Regions from separate parts of the Mus musculus genome. Here region 1 is linked to region 2. A link is a loop called in an ENCODE intact Hi-C map of the cell type or tissue named here. Cell type or tissue: heart. All regions are shown on one strand. Each heading gives the region's core, and the rest is flanking DNA. Links, peaks and the distances in the headings are about the cores only. Region 1 holds the start of 4930479D17Rik (RIKEN cDNA 4930479D17 gene). Region 2 holds the start of Stk38l (serine/threonine kinase 38 like).

Region 1 (12,442 bases), core at 2,383-10,382, 63 kb before region 2:
GTAGCACTCCAATTCCTATCAATCCTGCCTTAGCTTCCCAAGCGCTGGAATGAAAGTTCTGTTTTTCGTTTACTTGAGACAGACAGTTTGCTCTACCGTGTTGTATGCAGGTTGTCCTTGAGCTCACTGTGTATATGGAGCCCAGGGTAGCTTCAAATTCTTGATCTCTATCTCTGCCAATAGAATTCTGGAATTACAGGCCTGCACTGCCACATCCAATTATCAGTACTCCAATAAGTAACAAAGAAACTGGGTATCGTAGCATGTGCCTTTAACTCAGGAGGAGCTCTGATCAAGGCCAACCACAGCGAGAGCTTGTCTCAAAATCAGAATTAGAACAGCACAAAGCAACCTTTATGATAAAGATCTAAATAGGAAAAAGGAGTGGTCAACCCTCTATCCCTAGAAAACTCCCTGGTCGCTCCTGTTGAAAATGGTTCTAGTAACAGTTCAGGCAGGAAATGCAGCATGTAAGAGTGGATCCTGGCCGGGCGGTGGTGGCGCACGCCTTTAATCCCAGCACTCGGGAGGCAGAGGCAGGCGAATTTCTGAGTTCGAGGCCAGCCTGGTCTACAGAGTGAGTTCCAGGACAGCCAGGACTACACAGAGAAACCCTGTCTCAAAAAACCAAAAAAAAAAAAAGAGTGGATCCTGAAAAAGGTGTTGTCATGGTGCCAAGTAGGTCCAAGAGACCCAGGGTGCACCCCTTGTCTCTGCTCTCAGAGCTGTAGACACAGGTGGACTAGGCTCTCAGTACAGAAGCAGGGCGGCAGACAGTGGGAGTCAGCGTCCTATTTCCCTTGGCACTTCTCTTTCACTCATTCCAAAATAGGGCTCACCAGCTTTGTTCCTAAAGGACCGAAGACTCTAAGCCTCTGTTGGGATTGTATGCAGACCTGGGAAGAGGAGGGAAGCCTTTGTCTACTTGTTGGATCAGCTCAATCTGCTGAGTTCAAGTGGGTCTGGGTCAAGTAGCAGCTAGGGAGACAAATACAACCTTGTGTTTGGATGCTAGGCATTAGGCTATTCCTCTGCCCACCATGATTCCTTGGTGGAACTCCAACTCCTTGGAGACCATTGTTTGCATAGTCTGATAACTATAGGGAGGAACACAGTGTCTCCCTGTACAATATCTTCACTCCTGCCAGAATGATAACAGTACCAGACTAGCAATGGTCTCCCAGGAAGAGATTTCATGGCCCTGAGCGCATGTCAGAAGCTTGCAGGAGAAAATGGAGGAACCTAGACAGTGCTGGGTCAGTGATGGTCAGGAAAATGGAGCTAAGGGGTGCGGGTCACTGGTCCTCATTATTTGTTCCTCAACTCAATGAGGGCCTGTGCTCTGACTCTGAGAACTCTGGTAGCCCTAGGAAGCATACGCACTCAGGCCAATGAGAATGTAATAGAAACTGGAATTCAGAACTTAATGAGGGAAGATAAACATGTCCAGGTGAGACAGCATTAATGCTAAAACAGCAGAGGCTGAAAACAAGCATATTACAGAAAAAGAAGCGTTAGAATTTAAAGGTATAAAATCAGCAGGCAAGTTTGACCAAGGGGAAATAATAATAAATAATATTAAACAAAAGGTCAAAGTGTAGCATTGATGATAGAACATTGAGAACATTGGAAGTTAAGTTAAACTAACAAATCTGGAAATGCTGACAAGAGGCCGTTCCTAGAAAAACTTAGTAAGTGGACCCAAGCATAACGCCTTGTTAGGCATTACAGTTATTTAAACAATAGCTAAAACTTACCTACAAATAAAGCACCAAGTTAGAGTAAGTTTTACCATGCATTCAAAATTGGTCTTTGGGGCTGGAGAGATAATGCCCTTCTGTGGACTCTTTGGAAACTCACACATGTTCACAAGTGCACACACATATATACGCACACACACACACACACACGCACACACATGCACACATAACACATACAGAGTTACATAGAAAATGAATCTAGCTGTGTGTGGTGGTGCACACTTTTAATTTCATCACTTGGGAGGCAGAGGCAGGCAGAGCTCTGTGACTGGGCCAACCTGGTCTACAGTTTGAGTTTCAGGCCAGCCAGGGCTACATATTGAGACTCTGTCTAAAATAAAAATTAATATTGATATTTTTTATAAGTTTTGTCTCTGAATTCCAGTTTTGCACAAAATATAGGAAAAGCCAATTGCCATGATTTGATAGTGGTAATCCAAAAATAATTATTAAAGCCTATTTCACTACTAAATTTGAAAAATATCAGCAAATCAAATTCACTGGCAATTAGGGAATTGAATGCCTCACTTTGAATCAGTGTTTAATCTCAGGAATGACAATTTTACCTTTAGAAAATAAGTAACTTCATATTTGCCAATTTAGATGTTCATTTTTTAAACAAATATTCATTGATCACTTCAAAATGTAATGTATTTTTCAATTAATTAAATATGATAATATAATTTAAAACACTAGTAGATTAAAATGAGAGTCACTCAATAATCCATCTTGGTGAGGGACAAGTATTTTTTTTTAAGAATTATTTATTATTATATGTAAGTACACTGTAGCTGTCTTTAGACACACCAGAAGAGGGTGTCAGGTCTCATTACGGGTGGTTGTGAGCCAACATGTGGTTGTGGGGATTTGAACTCAGGACCTTCGGAAGAACAGTCAGTGGTCTTAACCGCTGAGCCATCTCAGCAGCCCGACAAGTATTTTTTTTAAAACTATATATTAAAAAAAGCTTTTAGTAAGGGAGAAACAAAGTGTTTTCATATATAAAGTATAGGGCTGATGAGATGGCTCAATGGCTGCTCTTCAGAGGTCCTGAGTTCCATTCCCAGCACCCACATGGTGGCCCACAGCCATCTATAACTGTGGTCCCATGGGATCCAGTACCCTCTTCTGGTGTGCAGATGTACATGCAGACAAAACACCTATATACATAGATCATATAAATAAGTAGATATTGAAGTATAAAGTGTGTGTGTAAACCATAGCATACATCATACTGTGAAGTCAGATCCTCCAAAAACCTGAGCTCTAGGTACAGTAATAACCACATCCATTTCTCTTTGTGCCTGTGCCTGTCACCAAGGCTTTAAAGCACAAAACAAGCTAAAATTGTAATATTTTTGAAAGTGAAGCGAAGCGAAACTTATTTAAAGCCAACAGAAGGAGCCTGATGTAAAGTACTTGGGAGACTGAGGCAGGAGGATTTCAAATGTGAGGCAAACTTGAGTTACATAGATAATTTTGGGCAACCATAAGTAAGCAAACTTGCATAGGTAAGTTTGGATTAGTTTGACACTCATAAATATAACAGGCTAGCAACAACAGGTAGGAAAAAGTCTTCAGTAGAATTAACCATAGAATTCAAGGAAAAGCTGGGCAGGCAGTGGTGGCACACACTGTGAATCCCAGAACTCAGGAGGCAGAGGCAGGCTAGTCTCTGAAAGTTTGAGGCCAGTCTGGTCTACAGAGTGAGTTCCAAGATATCCAGGGCTACACAGAGAAACCCTGTCTTGAAAAACAAAACAAAATACAAACAAAAAATTCAAGGAATAAGTACAGTGGAAATGTAAGAGCAGAGTAAATATGACAAAATGAAAAAAATTACAAATCACTAAAAGATTTTAAATCTAAATGAGAGTTGGTGTCGTGATAATTGTTCACCCAATTTTCTTCAACAAGTCCAAATTTAACACAATTTTAGTTAAATTTCCAGCATGGATTTCTGTGGAATTTAACATGCTATTTCTGAAATGTACACAGAAATCTGAAGGGCCAACAGTACTCCAGATCCCCACGAGAAAGGGCAGCAGAGTGGTGGAGCTTGTTTTAATCCTTATACAGGAGCCTCAGATATGGCTCAGTGGTAGAGATCATTGACTGCATTCAAGGCTCTGTATTCAACCCCCAGCCACACCCCCTCCAATTATACAGAGTTAGATCAATAAATTAGCACAAGAGAGCAGAGGGATAAAACATCTGCATCATCTGCTTAGATTCTTGAACTTTGCTTGTCACAGATGTTGCAAGTCACTGAAGAAAACCTGTTTGCATATTATATATGTGTGTGTATGTATATGTACACATATGTATATATATACACACATACATATATGTATATGTGTATGCATACATGTAACATATGTGTTATATATAGTATTATATATATTAACCATACATGTATGTGCTGTATATAGTATATACATTTGTATATATATTATACACACCACATATGTGCACATATACATGCATGTTGTACTTTGAAGTCAGTGCTTATTGGGAGCAGGGAAGTTAAAATGCTCAGAGGTTAAACAGTGATGATAGCTACACAAGTCTGGGAATATACTAAGAAATACTTCACTGAGTCGTTTTGAAGTGTGAATTTTACATTATGTGAGATAAATGTAAGGACATTTAAAATTCAGACTTGATATGTAGGTCACTGGTACAGTAATTCCTTAGAATGTGCAGGCCTTGGGCATGGGCTCAGTTTTAGAAATCAATCTGTCTATCCACTTATAAATAATATTCATGCCAAATGCACTAAAAATCTTCCACGTAGCCTGGTACACCTTTAATCCCAGCACTTGGGAGGCAGAGGCAAGAGGATCTCCAAGTTTGAGGCTTGGTCTACAGAGCAAGTTTCAGAACAGCCAGGGCTACACAGAGAAAAACCAAAACAACAAAACACTTCCATATCAAGAAGACCACAAGAGGGCAGTTTGACCTTGAGTTTGAGCCCTACATGGGGCCCTGGCTGGAGTGCTGTTTCCTGACATTTAGGGGGCTTGATTAGCTAGACTGGTCGCAGTATCAGAAAACTGATTTCTCTGAAGTCTGCTAACACTAATGAGAATCAATCTTGTGATTCTATTAGAACTAGCATCTTCCTGGAAGCAGAAACTCACATAAAACCATCAAATATCCTTTTTCTTTTTCTTCTAACATGAAAACCAAAGTGTGTAGACACGTACTCACGGTAGGGAATTTTAAGCCTGCCTCAGAAAGGTTTAGCCCTAGGACTGAATGCAGTGTCACGTAGAACACTTGACATGAGACGTTATTTAATGCACATACAGCATGAACCCAAACCTCACAGTCTTTCGCTCCAATGCACAGGGACAGCTAATGTAGAACCTGCATCTCTCTGCCCGACACCGCTCTCTCTGATGGAACACCTCTCTGCCGGTGCGCCTCTCTGAAGCTTTTTGGCAACAGATGTTTAGAAATAGTTTTATTATTTTGCTGTGAGAAATAGTTTTATTATTTTGCTGTGGTTTTGTCAAAAATGATGTATTCCATCAAAAAAAAAAAAGTCTGTGTCACTACTTAAGACAGCTCTATACCCGTTCGTCTGATCTACTTTAAATCTTTCAAAGTTAGTTTTAAACCTTTTTATTTAAACTATGAACATACAAACACTTTGCTTTTGAAATCTAAAATTTCAGTTATAATCGTGTGTGTGTGTGTGTGTGCGCGTGTGTGCACCTGTGTGTGCGGGTGTGCTCACTGATGCTTGTGTGTGTGTACACCAGAGACTGACAACAGGATATCTTCCTCACTGACTTCTCTACCTTACTTTATTTTACTGACGGCAGAGATAGACGTCTGTGCCAGGGTGGTTGACACCGAGCCTACCATTGTCATTGTGTAAACAGTATAGCTGTGAGGTGCTCAGTGTGAACCCCAAAGACCTCTGTAAAAAGTGTGGCAAGCATCCCCATAAAGTGACCCAGCATAAGAAGGGTGCAGGTTCCCTGTGGGCTTGAGGGTAGTGCGGCGATGAGAAGCAGAACAGCTATGGTGTGGAGACAAGCCAGTTCTCCAGCTGGCTGAAACCACAAAGAAGACTAGAAGTGCTGTGAACCAAGAAGGCACTGGCCATGGAGGGATGTAAACATATATGCTGAGAGGAGGGGAAAAGAGAAAGGGAGCCAAACTTTGTTCTTCCCATTTTGAGAAGGAAATACTGGAGCTGTAGAAAAAGTCAGAAGAAGTAGTGTTAGTACTTAAAGATTTGTTTAGGGGCTGGAGAGATGGCTCAGCAGTTAAGAGCACTGACTGCTCTTCTGAAGGTTCTGAGTTCAAATCCCAGCAACCACATGTTGGCTCACAACCTTCCATAATGAGATATGACACCCTCTTCTGGTATGTCTGAAGACAGCTACAGTGTACTTACATATAATAATAAATAAATCTTTTTTTGTTTGGTTGTTTTTTTGTTTTGTTTTTCGAGACAGGGTTTCTCTGTGTAGTCCTGGCTGTCCTGGAACTCACTTTGTAGACCAGGCTGGCCTTGAACTCAGAAATCCACCTGCCTCTGCCTCCCAAGTGCTGGGATTAAAGGCGTGCACCACCACCGCCCGGCATAAATAAATCTTTTTTAAAAGGATTTGTTTATTCTTATTTTATGTATATGGTGTTTTGTCTCCATGTATGTGCATGTACCGGTGCATTCAGTACCACAGAGGTCAGAAGAGAGCATCAGATCCCTAGAACTGGAGATGATTGTGAGCCTCTGTAGGTGTTGCAGATTGAAACCCGGTCTTCAGCAAAAGCAACAAATGCTTTTAACTGCTGAACCATCTCTCCACCCCCAGTGTTAGTATTTTTTAAAAGCAGTGGTTAGAAAGATTGTCCAAGTCTTAGTGTTAAGTACCCAAACCAAATTCGTCATTGTATTCTTTCCTTTTGGAATACATACTTTATTCTAAGTTATATATACACACACGTATATGCAACTGTGTGGGGTGTTGTACCTGCGGGTGCAGTGCTCTTGGAAGCCTGAAGAGGGCATCAGACCCTTTGGAGCCAGAGTTACCGATGCTTGTGAGCCACTAACTAGTGTGAGTTCCAGGACTGAACTTGCTTCCTCTGCAAGGCCATTAGGCATTCTCACCGGAGGAGCCAGCTTCTCAGCCCTATCATATTTCCTTTACAGGCATACATTCTCAGAAAAGAGAAAAGAAAAACAGTTATTTTGATTAAAAGCCCATTTGATGAAGCAGTAAGAACTCTTTAGTCTGGACTCGTGACTACATACCCTTGGTTCTCCATGGGACCAGTTGTGACATATGCATCCATAAAGTACTTCTGCGTGTCATAGTCACGGCTCCCTTCATGCACTGCTGTGCATTAGTGACTGGCACAGGCTGGTAAGATAAGTAAGTAAGGTCACACTAATCCTGTCCCTTTGAGGGAGTGTATCCGTTGCCAATAATAAAACTTTAGCTTTCAGGTAAATAATTAAAGTTTTAGAAGACATGCATTCTCTCTGTGAATGTGACAGTTTCCTTATACCTGGAGATGTTTCTGATATGCATCAGCAATAACACAAGTGCAGAGTATGGAAACATTGTTTAAACTCTAGGCATTGCAGTGCCTGCATGCCATCCCAGAGGCCAAAGCAGCTGTGCTCTGTAGTGAGATCCAGAGCAGACTGGCCTGTACAGCAAGACCCTGTCTCAAAAAAGGACATGGACAACCATCTAAAACGGCGTTAAAATCTTCCTCCTGGCCAAGCATGGGGCACACACCTCCCTGCACGAAGAGGGTAGGGGTAGGAGAACTGTTGCAAATTTGAGGCCAGCCTGGCCTAACAGCACAAATCAGTCCAGCCTGGGCTATAAACAATCCCTGACTTTAAAAAAAAATACATATTTCTCTCTAAAATGTTTCTTCAGATCTTCTTCACATACTTCAACCAAAGCAATATGTTATATGATAACTGACACAAAGCAGGAAAAGATATCACAACCCAGCACTGACAAAAATCTTTCTGTGCTCAAAAATTATGTGTATGTGTGGGAAATAAAGTGTATCTGTTCTTATAGGGTATAGCGTATTGTTTTTAAGTAAGTAACACTGATTTTATCTTCATTTTAAATTCTTAGATGCTGGGGCTGGAACCCAGGGCCTCGTGCTTGCTGGGTAAACATTCTCCTGCTGAGAGAGTTCTTTTCTTCTCATTCTCCCTCTTGTAACCCCAGCTTGTTGGAGTTGGAAGTTTGAATTGTTGGAACCTGGCAAGAAGAATTCTCAGGATGTGAAGGACTCATACAAACCACATCTACCTGCTGAGAGGAGAGATGCCTTCCCCCACAGAATTAGCCAGACGCTTCAAAAGTCTGCTTATTATCTGGACTCAAGATGAGCAAAGGTCACATGGTTCTTTTTTGTTGAGCTGGAGACAGAGGTTCGTGGACTCCAGCCAAGCGCTCTGCCTCTGGGCTGTCTCTAGCACTCTGTATGACTGGGACTCAAGATCATCTGACCTTGAACTCATCCTACAGTCCAGGCAAACCTTGAATTTGTGATCCTCTTGCCTCAAACTGGGATAAAGGCTGTGCCACCTCGTTCAGCTTGAGGACTCTTTCCAAGTTACAGCTTTCTCCTGCCGGAGCTCAAAATGTAAGAAAGTCTCTAGACAGACAGTTATAATAGATAGTTAAATATAGATAAACTGGCTCAGTAGAATAGACAGTTTTTAAATTATGGTTCTCACTCAGCACACAGTGAAGGCATTGTTACGGAAAGCAAATCTGTCCCAAACCAAAACCAAACAACAGGCACCGCATCCGCAGGACCCAGCCGAGGTCCTGACCCAGTGTGGTCTCTCTGACACCTGCTCCTTCCAACGCTTCAGCCTGTAAGATATCACAGCACATCCTCGCTTTCCCAAGAGTGTTGCTGTGAGAGCCTTCTCCCCTACCCAGGCTAACGCTCGCTCTATTTATTGCATGGATTATTCTCACCTCCCTGGTTTGTGCTTGTTACTTCTAACAACAGCGGGTGCACAGGAATTTAGGAAGGCTTTTCTAGGCCCGAGATGGAAGTTCATGGTCAGGTTTTAGGGTTTTTGGTTTTTTGTTGTTGTTGTTGTTGTTTTGTTTTTCCCATTTTTGGCTAAATAAAGCAATGGAAGAGTCTCCAAGGCATGCACGCTGTGCAGAGTTCAGGACTTGTGTGGTGATTCAGCATTGACTTTTAACCCTCATGGTTTTCCGGAAAATCATACAGTTACCGAGAAAACCAATATAACACTGGCTTTGAGCCCAATAGGTACACATTGGGATTATGAAAGGCGGGACCTTACTGTGTGTCTCCTATTATCTTTTCCTCCTTTTAGATGGGACCCAGAGGTTGCAAACCGTAGGCCAGTGTTCCATCACTGAGTGAACCCTACCTCTGTCCCAGCTGCCAGGGTTCTGATCATTGCTGCAAGTCCTTCTAAGTCTGGAACAGTGATGAGTCGTCTCATCGAATCATGTGGCCTGTATCAATAATATATATGCTCAATAATATATATACTCTGACACTAAGAAGCCAGTAAGTGTTATTTAATTCTTTTAACTTTTTTTTTTTTAATTTGAGGCACACTTGTGCCACAGCAAGTGGAAGTCACAAGACAACTTGGTGGAGCCAGTTCTCCTTGCACCATCCATGTGGGCCCTAGGGATGAACTCAGTCACCAAGCTTGATGGCAAATACCTTGACCTGCTGAGTCATCTCACTGGCTCAATGACGTTATTTATTTACCTTCTAAGGAAAAAAGGAGAGGAGTGACTGAGGTACCCACTTCCTTAAAGTACTTGCAGGGTAGAAGTTATTTCAGGTTTTTGACATCACAGTGCTAAAGTAGGTACTGGGTGCTAGGTACTCGGCATTCCTTAGAAGGCATTTGAGAATCAGTACTTTTGCTTTTTTTTATTTATTTATTTATTTATTTATTTATTTATTTATTCATTCATTCATTCACTCTCTCTCTCTCTCTCTCTCTCTCTCTCTCTCTGTGTGTGTGTGTGTGTGTGTGTGTGTGTGTGTGTGTGTGTGTGTGTGTATGTGTGTGCTACATCCTGAATCGGGCACCAGCAGCAAGAGACCTTGCCCCAGTATACAAAGCGCATGGCAATCTATGAAGGCACGGGACATCAACTTTTGGCCTCACGTGCACGTGTCCCAGCACATACTTGCGCCTTCACATGTGCACTCACTCTCACACACACACACACAAAGGATCAGTGGAGCAGAATGCTAAAGCCCAAGGGGCTCTCTCTCTCTCTCTCTCTCTCTCTCTCTCTCTCTCTGTGTGTGTGTGTGTGTGTGTGTGTGTGTGTGTGTGTGTGTGTGTGTGTATGTGTGTGCTACATCCTGAATCGGGCACCAGCAGCAAGAGACCTTGCCCCAGTATACAAAGCGCATGGCAATCTATGAAGGCACGGGACATCAACTTTTGGCCTCACGTGCACGTGTCCCAGCACATACTTGCGCCTTCACATGTGCACTCACTCTCACACACACACACACAAAGGATCAGTGGAGCAGAATGCTAAAGCCCAAGGGGCTATCTCAAAAACATGAGCCTGGAAATGAGCTGATGGAAATCCTGCTGTTCAAAGGAACAAAGCCACTCATGAAGCTACAAAAAGCTGCAGACCCCAGTTTCTCACAGAGTGCTCTGAGCCGCGAGCCTGCTCCCTCTCTGGTGTTCTACCCTTTATCCATTGTCTACTCAGACACCACATCCTAGAGACCCCTCCCTTACAGATTTCATTGTTTACCAAATGTTATTTCAGTTCAGGGGGAGAGTAGTAGCCGGGCTGCGCAATCTTGGGCAAGAATGTGCCCACTGAGTCTGTTCTTAGGTTCAGTTTGGCATTCTGACTCACAGAATGGTCAAGCACTTTGGGGTCCCTCAGTTCCTTCTACGTCACTACCTTTGCTGTGTCCTGTCAGAAAATCAGGGTACCTTGACCACTCTGTTTTCACCAGAGGAATTGGGACACACAGAAGCATTGGACATCCCCAGCTGCTGATAAAGATATTTAGGTTGTGGTTGCATAGAACACTAGAGAGTGCGGTCTATCTGTGAGACCATTTCCAGAGGGGTCATAATGAGGATAAAAGACCCGCCCTAAATGTGGGTGGAGCCATCTCATGCGCTGCAGTCTGAGACTGAGTAAGAGGAAGTGAGCATCCTTAAGTCGCTCCTCAGGCATCTTGTCACAGCAACAACAAAGTACCCAACGATCTTCATGTAAAGTCCTCTCCTGACCCTTGGCTATGGACATTCCCATGTCATCCCTTTTCCTCACTAGATTAGCCGTTCTTAACCTCCTAATGCTGCGACCCTTTAATAAAGTTCCTCATGTTGTGGTAACTCTAACCATTATTGTCGTTGCTACTTCATAACTGTAAGTTTGCTACTTTTATGAGTTAGGATGTAAATTCAATGTCTGCTTTCTGATGGTGTTTGTGAAAGGATTGTCTGGGGGTCGAGACCCACAGGTTGAGAACCACTGATCTAGAAGCTGAGCTGAAGCCTTGTATTAAGTACATGTCCCTGGTAAATGCGTGGGCCTGGTGTGTAGTACTCTCTTTGGATCCCAGTTGACTCCAACCCAACACACCTTTGTGGAAACTCCCCTGACACATCTTTTGGGGTGTCTCCAGTCACATGCTCTAAGCAATATAGGAAAGGAATAGCATACCTTAATAATCTGCCATCTGCAGGACATCTAGCCACAGGTGGAAGAAGAGAGCTCCAAGGCAAGAGATCCCACCCTGAATTAGTCTCACTCCTCAGGAACCAGTCTCCTGTAAAAACCTCAGAGCCCTGGCTTGTGTCATCACCACAAGGCTGTCCAACTAAAGCAGTCACCACCCTCAGAGAGGCTAACAGCTCGGCAGTCTCCACTCTCCATTTTCAGGGCCTTTATACCCCCACCCTCCAGTCATCCAGATGCAATTTGAAATCAGATCATTTTAACTACACACACACTTGATGAAAGGCCTTGGTCCACTGTGCTCTAATCAAGGTCCAGAGGCATCAAGGTGGGACATTAGCTGAAGGGCAAGCTGTTGTGAGCCCTTTACTCAGAGTGTTCCCACACTAGCAGGTGTAACTATGGTTGTGTGTTGGTGTCTTTTCTGTCACAATGATAAATATGCCATCTCATATGGTGCTAAAGTACTGTTTCGTGAGTACAACTTTTTCTTGATCCAATCTCACTGATTAATCAAATACCTTGATAGTATAAAGAATGAGAATCCACATTGAACCTTGCAGTAGTCAGAGACTGGAGATAACAAGAGAATGAATAGCTTCGCTTGCTTTTATTCTGAGATCTCTATAGATTTTTGTATGGTATATTTTCTAAAGAAAAATTTTGAAACTTTTTGTGGCACATTTTCAATACTTCTTTTTTAAAAGAACAAAACCCTTTCCCAGTATCTTAAAACTTTGAAAAAAATATGACAAAACTTCTGCTATGGTAAAACAAAATTTTTGTTCCCCCTGGAAACTGGGTCATCTTTGAAAACCTTTCCTCCTAAATCTGAGAACACATCCAAGCAACAGAGGTAGAAAGTCTTCTACTATCCAGTGGGGAAATTCTGCATCAGGACATTTAGTCTGAGGAGGAAGGCCCACCCTGATGGTGGCAAAA
Region 2 (12,442 bases), core at 3,051-11,050:
TTAACTGCTGAACAGTCTCTCCACCTTCAAGAATTTTCTAGAGAATAAGTTTTATGGAATAAAATATGCATATAATTCTGATTAACATACACGCACATGCATTTATATTTCTTTCACTAAATACTAACTGAAAATGATAATTTCTTTCATTCTAATGGGATGCAGGAAATTACAGTCATATTAGAGATATCTGTGACTTTATTGCCAGTCAAAACGCTACACATTGTCTACATCACATTAAAGTCACTTCAGTTGTCTCCAAATATTGCTGATTTGTATTTTAAAATTCCTGTCTGTCTTGATGTTGTTTAATGCATTAACAAAGAATACTGTGTAAGACTGTCTAGTTGTCTACAGCTGTGTAACAAATTGTCCCAAAACTTGTTGTTGAATATTTTTAATCCCAATTCAGGGTTTCTTTTTTTTTTTTTTTTTTCTTGTTTCTTTTTTTGGTTTTTCGAGACAGGATTTCTCTGTATAGCCTTGGCTGTCCTGGCACTCACTTTGTAGACCAGGCTTGGCCTCGAACTCAGCAATCTGCCTGCCTCTGCCTCCCAAGTGCTGGGATTAAAGGCGTGCGCCACCATGCCCGGCTCAATCCAGGGTTTCTAACCTGCCTTTGACCATTTAGTTCCTGGATAAAACGCACACACACAACCTTTATATTTACAGTAAGCCTTAATCAGCACAAGAGCTGGGCAGATCTCTATCCTCTGTGCTATTATGTCTATTTCCCTGCCAATAATCCCATTATATAATTTGTCATATCTTGCCTGAGCTATTCTTAGCTCCAATTAGCCAACCCACATGGCCATTATTTTAAGATTCTTACCCCATAGATAGCATCTTCTTATTTTCTCACCTTCTCTCCCACATGGCCTCCTCAGACCCCAAGCCCAGGAACCCAAGGCTCCTCCTATCTGTCTTCTGCCTTGCTATTGGCTGTAGGCATCTTTATTTACCAATTGGGTAATTTGAGGGGTAAGGTTACATAGGGACACTTGGGTACATGCAGACTCTCCCATCCTTGAGGCAACCAGGCCTTGGGGGCCAGTATTTAGCATTACAATACAAGCAAAAGACCAAACCTCAACAAAATACTTTGTAATTTAAAACAATTTATTGTCTGGCAGTGTGGCTCACACCTTTAAACCCAGCGTTTAGGAAGCAGAGGCAGACAGATCTCTGCACTTAAGGCCAGCTTGGTCTACAGATTGAGTTCCAGAACAGCCAGGGGTACATAGATAAGGGGTATCTTATCTCAAAAACAAACAAACAAACAAACAAAGTCTTCATTATTGCACAGTTGTATGGGATAGGACCTAGCTTGGCTCAGCTAGGTCTGGTGCCACAAGACTGGACTCAAGGCTATGGAAAGGGCTGCAGCCAACACAAACTCTACCTCTAAACTTACTTGCAAGATTGTTGGCAGATTTAGTTCCTCGAGAATTATTAGGTTGAAGGGCTTAACCTTTTGGTGGTATTTTTGTTTTATTTTGGGACAGGGACTTTCTGTGTGGCCTAGACGTTATGACCAGGCTGCAAGGCTAGGCTCTCGACAGCTTCTGACGGTGGTGTGTCTTAGTTCTTGGAGCTCTGACCCTCATTATAATGTAAGCCACAGTAGAGCAGCTAGTTTCCACCCAGGTGAGTGACAACTGGAGAGGGTGAGTGAAATGATGGCTAGAGTCCCTTGTAATCCAGTCATGTAAACAACTAATCACAACTCTCACTATATTCCCTTTTAAAGAACAATATTACAAGGTCCAGCACACACTCAAGAGAGGGGAATTACGTAAGGCAAAAAAGCCGGGCGTGGTGGCGCAAGCCTTTAATCCCAGCACTCGGGAGCAGAGGCAGGCGGATTTCTGTGTTCGAGGCCAGCCTGGTCTACAAAGTGAATTCCAGGACAATCTGGGCTATACAGAGAAACTCTGTTTCGAAAAAACCAAACCAAACAAACAAACAAACAACAACAACAACAAAAATAAGGCAAAAAAATCTTAACTTAAGTGCTACCTACTATACAGTAACATCACAAATTCACTTTTTAGCATTTTGATATGCATATATTGGCATAATTGATTTCCCCTGTAGATGTAGATATTTTTCTAAAATGCATTTCAGAATATTATCCTGAAAAGTCATCCACAGAATTTGCAAAAAGGTTTCAGTTTGGATAACATCAATGACCTCCTAAGGGAAGCTGTTTAGCATGATCTCAAGCTATGCACAGAGGTCAAACTTCTGCTCAAGTCAACATTCTAGATTAGTTCACACTATCACAGTGTTGAGAAAAGGCATACATATTTGGAAACATGAATTTTCTATCAAACAAACAATAAGCTATTTTTGATTCTACACACTCAAGTTGGTATGCATATAATATATACATATAAGTGTATATATAAGATGCATATAGTATAAGGAGTACAGGCCTCTGCCAAGCTTGTTGGATCACAGTTAAACCTGCCATTTGCAATGACTATATGATTATGTAAGTAGAACAAATTTCCTCACAAATACCTGAATATCAAATTCCTTCTTTTCTTAAGCCATGCATGAAAAAAAAACCACAGAATTTAATGTATGTGTGTGTGTGTGTGTGTGTGTGTTTGTGTGTGTGAGAGAGAGAGACAGAGACAGAGACAGAGAGAGGAGACAGAATAATGAAATCATGCTATGATTCCTTTCATATGACAAACTTAGAGATATTAGTTTGTATTTGTGTTTATCTATCTGTGTTTTGTGAGTGTATGTATGCACAGGTAGATGCAAATATACATTCATGTGCAGAAGCAACTTTTTCAATAATGTTCCACCTTATATTTAAGGCAAACTGATTCTGTGCATGGTGTGTCACTATGTTCACGGGAGTGCAGTTGCCGGTGGAAGCCAGAGGGCATCTGCTCCCCTGGAGCCCGAGTTCCTGGTGGTTGTGAGACACACCATGAGGATGCTGGGAAGCAAACTTAGGACCTCTGCAAGAGCAGTAATTACTCTTAATCACTGAGCCACACATCCAGGCCAAAAGGTAAATGTTTTGTATTGTTTCTGATACAGGAGATTGAACTCAGGGCCTTGTACATGCCAGGCAAATGCTCTACCACTAAGCTACACCACGGACTTTCCACCTTATTTATTTTTAAAGATTTATTTATTTATTATATGTAAGTACACTGTCTTCAGACACTCAGAAAAGGGAGTTAGATCTTGTTACGGGTGGTTGTGAGCCAGCATATAGTTGCTGGGATTTGAACTCATGACCTTCAGAAGAGAAGTCAGTGCTCTTACTGCTGAGCTATCTCACAAGTCCTCCACTTTATTTTTTGAGACAGGATCATCCGATGAACTTTGAGCTCTTGGAATGACTGAGCTGTCTGGGAATAAGCTCCAGAATTCTGCGCCCCCCCCCCCAGTCCTCAACTGCTATAAATATTTTAAGTTTAGATACTTTTAAAACTCTCTCTTTTATTTATTTATTTTATTTATTTTATTTTTCGAGACAGGGTATCTCTGTGTAGCCCTGGCTGTCCTGGAACTCACTCTGTAGACCACGCTAGCCTCGAACTCAGAAATCCGCCTGCCTCTGCCTCTCAAGTGCTGGGATTAAAGGTATGCGCCACCACGCCCTGCTCTCTTTTTATTTTTATTTTTTGGTTTTTCAAGACAGGGTTTCTCTGTATAGCTCTGACTGTCCTAGAACTCACTCTGTAGACCAGGCTGGCCTTGAACTCAGAAATGTGCCTGCCTCTGCCTCCCAAATGCTGGGATTAAAGGTGTACGCCACCACTGCCCAAACAGTTTAGGTACTTTTATTTGTTTATGTTGAATTTGTCTTCATTTAAGGACCAGGCCTAATTTCAAAAAAGGCCTTAAGGCTCCAGCTTCAGGAATAGACCATAAGTCCCCAAAACTAAGTTGGGGGACTAAGTCATAAGACAGCAGCTCTAGGAACAGACCATAAAATCCAGAACAAGATCATAAAACCCCCTCCCAAAGAACAGTCTGGGGATAAACACAAAAATGGGAAATATCTTATCTCAGAATGGGCCATCTGCGCTGGGCAGCCCTATTTCATCACGTGGTTGAACGATTGTGATATAGGGATACAGACCACTGGCCACACATGATTGAACATTCATGACATTGGAATGTAGACCACTGATCACCTGTGGCCCCCTAGCACCCACCAATGAGATTATAGATTACCTAATTCTTCTAGAGAGTTCCCTTGGTTTCCTGTAAGAAGGCCTGCCTGCCTTTGTCTGGGATCGTCATTTCAAAGAATGGTTGACCCTTGCATACTGGATGTTTCTGTGGAATAAACACTCTTTGTTTTTGCATACTATCTGAGTCTGGGCTCTTCCTTCAGTGATTTTTGGACCCTTACATTGTATATATGTGTCTCTGTGTAAGTGTGCACATGTACATGTATGTAGGTGCCTCTGGTAGCTGAAAAGGGGCATCCAATTTCCTGAACTGGAGTTACTAAGGTGTGCACCATCTGCTGTGGGTGCTGGGAACCTAACTCTGGCCTTTTGTGAGAGCAGAAGAGGGCCATCCTCTAGCCCTTGCATATATTGTTTTAATAGTGTAAAAGCTAAGGGTATTTCATAAAATCCCACTGTTTGAAGAATGGATTTGTTTTTTTTTGTTGTTTTGTTTTTTTTTTGTTTTTTTTTTTTTTTGTTTTTCGAGACAGGGTTTCTCTGTATAGCCTTGGCTGTCCTGGAACTCACTCTGTAGACCAGGCTGGCCTCGAACTCAGAAATCCACCTGCCTCTGCCTCCCGAGTGCTGGGATCAAAGGCGTGCGCCACCACACCCGGCTCCAAGAATGGATTTGTTAATAGTGATTGGGAATATTGGTTTGTCTTACTCAAAGACCAGTTTTATCTTAAAAAGCAAAACTCTTGTCACTTTCCCAAAACTCTCCCCTGTGTTCTCCATGGGAAAGTGATTTTCTAAATATCACACACTCTTCTCCCTTTATCCACAGATTCACTTTGGCAGTACCCACAGTCAACCATGTTCCAAAATTATGAAGTGGAAAATTCCAGAAATAAATGATTCACCAGTTTTAAACTGAAAATGCCGTTCTAAGTAGCCAATGAAGTCTCTCACTCCCCTCACTGTGTTGCTCCCAGGACGCTAGCAGTTCCTCTGGAGTGTCAATGTTGTGTATGTGAAACTCCTGGCCCCCTGGGAGGCATGGTCCTTGTTCCAATAATCCTCATTTTATTTCATAATAGCCCCAAAGCACAAGAGCAGCTGGCTGTCTACATCAAAGATAAGATTTAGCCTGCTTTTGTATTGTTAAGACTGGGTCTCACTCTGTAGCTCTAGCTGGGCTCAAACTCACTATGTAGCCCAGGCTGGTCTCAAACTTGCCGCAGCTTCTGCCTCAGCCTCCTTGGTGATGGGATTACATGCATGAAACACTGTACCTGGCGTCAAAGTTTGTTTGTTTGTTTGTTTTTTTAAAGTAAATGTTGTTGAGGTTGCTTAAATCTATGGTTCGGTTGTTAATCTCTTACTGTGCTGGATGTATAAATTAAGAGTAGGTGTGTGTAGGACACACAGTGTATAGTGTTTGGCTAGTCCGCGGGTCCTGAAGTTTGCCTGCCTACCTTTGATGCGAAGGGAAGAGACAATGACGACGACAATTTTCTAGCCTAATGCTGTATGTTATGTTGTCAACTGCTCTGGGATTTTTCAGGTAAGTTTAGCAAATTTTCATGTATGCTGGTAAGTTTCTTGTGGTCTTCCTAAATTCTAAATCCTCCTAAGCCTTTCGGGTTCAGTTATAGAGACGTGGAAGTCACAGAGCTGCTACATTGGTGATCTCTCCTCTATGGAGCCATCTTTGCATTGCCTTGAGGAGAGCTCCATCACACCAGGCCTCTCTCAGGGTCAGGCAGAACCAGTTAGAACTGGAGAGGGCCATGAGACAAGAACGTTACAACGCCCAGTAGTGATTAGACTGAGCTCAGGTTCCTGGACCAACCTACACTTCCGCCCGCGAAGGTGGGGGTCGGTACTGGCGCTGACGCCAGAAGGACACTTCCGCCTGGGTGCGTATGACGTCAGGGGCGACCCCTTTAAAAAAAAAAATCTAGGAGATCAAGTCTCGCGAGATTCTGGCGCGGCCGCTTTGGCACCGCCTCACGGGGCGGGACGAGGCGGGGCCTGGCGCGAGAGACGCGCGCCGCGGGCTGCGGTGACTGAGGAGGAGGCTGAGCGGGCGCGGGCGACACCGGCAGGTGAGAGCGGGCGAGGGCACCGGCGCCGGCGCGGGGCAGGGCCGCGGGGCTAGGGCGGCGCTCGCTGCGGGGAGGTGTGAGGGGCTTGGCGCGGTACAGCCCGCGGCGCCCAGCCCAGGTGTCCCTGGCGGAGCGGAGAACCGCGGCCGTGCGCGGCGTCCCCGGGCTGCAGGCGGGGCCGCGCCCCCACCGCCTGTCAGTCACCGGGGCCTTCGCCGAGCCGGGTGCGGCAGCCTGCGTACCGGGAGCGGAGCCGCCAGCCCCGCGCGCGTCCTGCTCCGGGCCCACCTTCCCGTCCCCTCCGGACGCAGAGGGCACGGCTCGCCGGCACAAAGTTGCCGGTGCACAGCGACGGCAAACTGTGCCCGAGCCGCGGCGTCCCTGTCACCGATGCTACTTTCTCTGTTGCGGGGTCGCTCTTGGGTCCCGAAGTTTGGAGAAACGCGGTGAAGAGATGCGAGGTGGGTCTGGAGCAGCGGCTGGTGTAGAGGTGCGCTGCTGCCGCCCCTCGGGACTCACTCGGTGCAGAGCCGGCGCGCTCTCCGGCTCCTCTGCAACTTGGGACGCGTTTCGGTAGAAGCCACTTATGGATTTGGCTCTGGTATTAGCCACACGACTGCCAAGAAGCCAGGCGAACAAAGTTCAATGGTTTTAAGGTGGTGATTACCCCTTATTTGGCAGTCGTGGCTTAAATCGGTCAGGTCTCCCTACTTTAAGTCAATAAGCCTTGCAATTTGCATATCAAGTTGTCTTGATGTCTCACGCACAAGCCTAAATGGAAAGGTTTTTCTCTTACGCCTCAGGATATATAAAACAATTAAGTTTATTATGCTCTTTCCCTCGTGGCCAAGAGGCACTTTATTTGAGTTAGTTGCTCTTGTGTCTATTTGGGGAGATAATTTAGTTAAATATACGATAAATTATGATATTGCGCGAGGTCATAAAAGTACTTTTATTTGGAAAATCCTGGTCTCAGAAGAAGTACAAGGGATAAAAGTTTGGTATTTGCCTTCGCTCTGCTGAGCGTTTTTTCTCCTAGTTAGAGGCCCGATTAGGCATCCCATTTGTTGGGATGTGTTTAGAATGAGAAGCATAGTTCGGTGTAGTTTCCGTGCTCTTTTGAAAGGCCTTGCTGTTAAGTAATGAACAAATTAGACTCAGAAAAACCACATTAAATAGAATACTGGAAGTCTCAGCACTTGTTTTCTTGAGTTTGCTTACAAATAAGCCAAAGAATAGAAACTAAGGCTGTCTAAATAAAAAGGTGTTCTCTGCAGTTTTTATTATTTAAAACAGTTTTAAATTTTAAATATATTTTGATCATAGTCCCTTCTCCCTCAAGCCCTTCCAGATCCTCTCCTCCTCTCTACCCACCCAACTTTAAGTTCTTTCTCAAAAACCAAACTCTGCAGCTTTTTAAATACTAGATTTTAATTTCAAAAAGTGGGACATTAAGAACAAAGGAAAATGATAAAAAACCAAAATGATAAAGCATTAGTCTCAGTTTGGCCATTTTTCTTTAGAAAAGTTCCACTCTCTCAAAGACCAGTGACATCTTGTTAGTAGAATTGGTAACATGCCTTAGCAAGTGCCTTCTCACAGAGCTAGGAAAAGTTGAAGACACCAAAGCCAGGAGGATTTTTGTATCTTGCTGTAATGTTAAATGAGTTTATTTTCCATAAATGTAGGACCAGTTAAGCAAGCATATTGCTGTTTGAGAATCCTAGCATTACTTTCAAATCAACAGATGGGCAAGCTATGACTGGGTTAGACTAGACATATGCAGAAAGCCTGCCCTTGAATTTTTATATGAAAAGCACCATGGTCTCTTTCAGTGAGATGATGAAAGCAAGCTTAAGGCAGCAGAGTTGTGTTTAAACAAGCAGGTATATTCTCCTATCCTTTCTTCTTTGTTCCCCCAACAGTTTCTGTTCAAGTCCCAAGGAAGTATTTAGTGAGGCATGATCAGTGCTGCCATATACAGGCTACAGGGCACTTCAATCTCCAGGTAAAGGTTCTGCTGATTGCCAGGATATTATTGTTTACAAGCATTGGAAGGAGGGATGAAGGGAGAGAAGGGTTAGTTGCCTGCCTTACACAAATGCTGTGGTCTTTGTCCTGAGGGAGAAACATGTGACTCCACTTCCAGTAACTAGAATATAAAATTCCTACTGAAGCCAAGGAAGGAAGGATCAGTCCTACCAGACAACTCAAGGGTTTCAGGAGGAAAAGGCATCTGTGCAGATGATTTGGATGACCTGGTGGATGGTAAGACTGTAAGAGAACACTTTATACAGGGCCTCTGTTGCCAAACCCTTCGCTTATATATCTTGTTTACCAGAGGGAGCGTTTCTATTACTCCCACCTTGCTGAGGGAGTAAATGAGGTGTCAAAGTCAGGTAGACAGTAAGTAGTAGAGTTGCTTTGGCCTAGACACCATGGGTTTACACACTACCTCCCATTGTCATTCAGGAAGGTCTTGCTCAGGTCTGTAGTTGCAAAGAGTGGATTTCGGAAAATGCATCTAAATTTTGGGAATGCCAACGAAGTGAAAACCTAGGTAAATGAGTTGTGGTTTTTGTTTGTTTTTGAGACAGAGTTTCACTGTGTAGCTGTATAGTTCCAGGGTGTTCTGAAACTTAGTCCAGGCTGGCTGTAACTCACACAAATCATTTGCTTCTGTCTCCACAGTGCTGGGACTAAAGGTATGCACCACCACACTCAGCAAAGGAAATATTATTTTTGGCATGTAAAATTTAGTCACTTTGAAAGTTACTTTTCATGCTAATTAGTTGTAGCCATCAAGTGAGACCCATGTAGATTCAAAATGAGAAATTAGGAATACCCCTTCCCTGCTGCAACATTTCAGTTGTTGTATTATATCTTGTGTGTCTAAAGGCTACTTGGCATTAGATATTGTTTGGATTGAATTATGAAGTTGAAATTGAGTTGATGTCAGTCTCAGACCTTTCAGTTTTTATTTCCATAAATAGCTATTCCGATAATGTCTGAAGCAAGGTTTGGAATAGAGTTTTGTACATGTGTAAAATGAGAGAAGTTCAGCCATGGATACTCAATATTGGAGTGTCATTTAATGTCTCGGAGAATGTGAAGTCACAGGTGTTAATATCAGACACTGTGCTTCATACAGGTCTGCTAGATAAATGGATGTTGAAAAAATTGTCTGTCAGGTTCTAGTTATGAATTTTCAGGCTTAATGTTTGGTACTGGTTAACTGAAAACTGGAATCAGTAAATTCACTTAAACGTAAATGGTGTATATGTGAGCATTGGTGGGTCCCTGCCTATCCTTACCAACCATACTGTGAGATCTAGGCTCTTACCTTCTTCATCTTTGCTCAGATGATGTCTACTTGTTAAAGATCAGGGGCCAGTCTCTCAGAGTGTAAAAAGTGATCTCTCCTTGGCTGAATGTGATAGGTTCTAGGATCCTTCTCTCTAAGTCAACAGTTTATGATTGATAAGCTTTAATGGGGAAAGTAGCTGCTGTCAGTATTTAAAGTTCATGAAATAAGACAAAGATAGTAAAAAGAAGATATCAGCACATCTTAAATCTCTGTTTCCACTTATCATCCTGTTGGTTTCTGCATCTGCAATTAATTCTCTGTCACATATGTGCAGATAGCATTCATGGTTGTCTTACTGTTTTCAGTTATTTGTACGTTTGACAGTACCTTCCAGATCTGCAGCCCAAAATTTTGTAGATGCTTTTTAAGTTTGTTTTAATAGTTAAAAAGGTTTACAGCACCGGGAGTGGTGGTGCACACCTTTAATCCCAGCACTCGGGAGGCAGAAGCAGGCAGATTTCTGAGTTCGTGGCCAGCCTGGTCTACAAAGTGAGTTCCAGGACAGCCAGGGCTACACAGAGAAACCCTGTCTTTAAAAAAACAAACCAAACCAAAACCAAAACAAAAAGGTTTACAGCAGTGCTTTTCAACCTTCCTAATGCTGTGACCCTTTAATACAGTTCCTCATGTTGTGGTGCCCCTCAACCTTAAAATTATTTTTGTAGCTATAACTGTAATTTTGCTCCTGTTACCATTCATAATATAAATATCTAGTATGCAGGATATATGATATGCAACCCTTGTGAAGGGTCATTGGATTCCTAAAAAGGTCACAATCCACAGGTTGAGGACTCTGGTTTACAGGGTTCTCTTAAGTACAGGTTTGCTTTTGAAAGGTTCTTTATCCTAAGAGATATCATGTGTTCCATCAAAGCGAAAGCAAGCACCCTTCTTGGGGAATGGAAATTTGGAGAACATCTTTTTCCCATGTGGAATAGTTTTGTCTGTATTGAAAAGTATTGAGGCATGATGCCTCCCTCCTAGAGGCCTCTGCACAGATCTTAGGGAAAACCTTGACTGTTACAGGTCATGTGGTGTTGTGACAATATACATTCATGTTGTGTGAATCTAAACAAAACTCAAGCCTTGCTAGTAGCCTATGGGAACTTGTACTTGTTTGAAACTTAGCTTATGTATTTATTTTTTACGAATATTAGTTGTACAGAATAAGAAATCTCATAGTGACATTTTCATAGGATGTGCAATGTACATTGACCCCACATCAACCTTCTATTGTCTGTTGTCACCTCACTTTTAAATTCCTGAGCCGGCTCCTGCCTTCCCTGTAGTGAATGAATACTGGATGATTTGCCAACCCAAGTTGCAGTTGATTCTCTGTGCATACACACAGGTTCATTGTTTTCCTGGTCTTTGTTGGGTCTTATTCCGCATGTACAGTGTTTGCATTTATGCAAATCTCTGATGGAGTATATGAAGGTAGCACTTATTCTTATTACCATCCTTATTGTTTACTACCTTTGTATTTGATTCACGAAGCAAATTTATTCCCCCTCTCCTGGTTTCTGGAGCATCTTTACTGTGGTTCCTGAGCTGGTGGAATTAGTAATGTTTAGCCCCTCAGATCCATTGCAAATCAACACTTCCAACGAGAATCAAGATGGCAGCACCGGATGACTACTAATTGCTGGTGCCATCTGTTTTTTGCATGCTAAATCACAGGCCCTTTGCTGTGGGTCATGGCTTTGATTGTCTCTATCAAAGTTTATAGACAGTTGAGTCTGGGCAGAGAAATGCTTGTAGACATTAACACTCACTTTCTTGGTATGGTTTCACACTCTGTTATACATGTCCATGAGCTGCTGTGCCTGGTGTTTTTGTGACTTGGAATTTTGACTGTGGTTCTCTCAACAATTCTCAGTTGTCCAGCGAAGCTGCTTTATATTGATCAAACGTCATCTCCCAATTTGATTCATAGATTTGATTCAGAGCTGTTCTCTCCCTCTTACACAGGCTTCACTCTGTTCTCACCAGGGATACATCTAATTTCTCAATAACTGTTTAATTTATTACTTAATATATACTGGCACAGTCCTCACTAGCATAAATACATTGTATATAGATAATCTGATTGGATATCCAGGGGAGCTTTATGGATTATTATCTGAGGAAACTGGAGCTTAGAGAGCTGAGGTGACCTGACCAGGAATATGGGGAGATAGAGGTAGAGTTTGATAGTGACCCTTAAGACCCAGAATTTCTCTCTCTCTCCGGTTACTTTATTGCAAAAGCTTTTTTTTTTCTCCTGTCTGTTTATCCAGTTTCCAGTCTCACCTGACTTTTCATTTTTCCCTTCTACCTCTTGGATAATTCCCCTTAGGAGCTCTTTAGAGTTTTGCATGTCAAATATAAATTTTTCTGGGAAAAATGTACAACTGTGCTCAGAATTATAGCAAGGAGAGGCTTGCTCCTGGAGAAAACTTATTTTAAGACTACTAGTTGTATGTTGTGCTATGTCTTACAGTTTTGTGAAGGACTTTTATACATTCTTAACTCATTCGTGGGTATGTAGTGAGGATACCACTGTTAGATCCATACAGGGAGAGAAAGAAAAACTCAGATTTAATTAATTTACCTGGAATCTTATAGAGAGAACTACCCTTAAACTTGAGTGCATGAGTTTAACCCAAGTATGTACATGGTAGTTGTCTTAATAGATTAAAAGTCACTATAGGCAGGGTGTTGAGAACTCTACAAACTTAGTTAATGAGACCTGGTTCTTGGTCTCAACAAATAAGCCAAGGTAAACAATACTGTCAACCATCTGATATAATTAAAACCAGTTAGAGTTG

What was found. Hi-C counts contacts between places; a loop is a spot of excess contacts. Peaks named below come from ENCODE experiments on the same cell type or tissue, not always from the same donor. Only the 100,000 strongest peaks of a DNase experiment are listed, where the experiment ranks them.
Region 1: a loop joins it to region 2, with 6 times the contacts of the local background. A loop is called at or near these places in 14 of 42 quality-filtered maps.

Annotation. Positions count from the first base shown.
Region 1 is chr6:146,656,090-146,668,531 of GRCm38, forward strand. It overlaps 4930479D17Rik (RIKEN cDNA 4930479D17 gene), which reads left to right and starts at 1,129. Exons shown (of 3, transcript NR_046277.1): 1 at 1,129-1,256; 2 at 7,985-8,405; 3 at 9,124-9,314. In heart, for the core only: CTCF peaks have their summits at 4,711 (motif pointing right) and 6,777 (motif pointing right); a DNase peak (open chromatin) is centred at 8,222; H3K27ac peaks cover 1,793 bases.
Region 2 is chr6:146,718,783-146,731,224 of GRCm38, forward strand. Stk38l (serine/threonine kinase 38 like) reads left to right here and starts at 6,148. Exons shown (of 14, transcript NM_172734.3): 1 at 6,148-6,265. In heart, for the core only: a CTCF peak has its summit at 6,256; a DNase peak (open chromatin) is centred at 6,169; H3K4me3 peaks cover 1,979 bases; H3K27ac peaks cover 1,936 bases.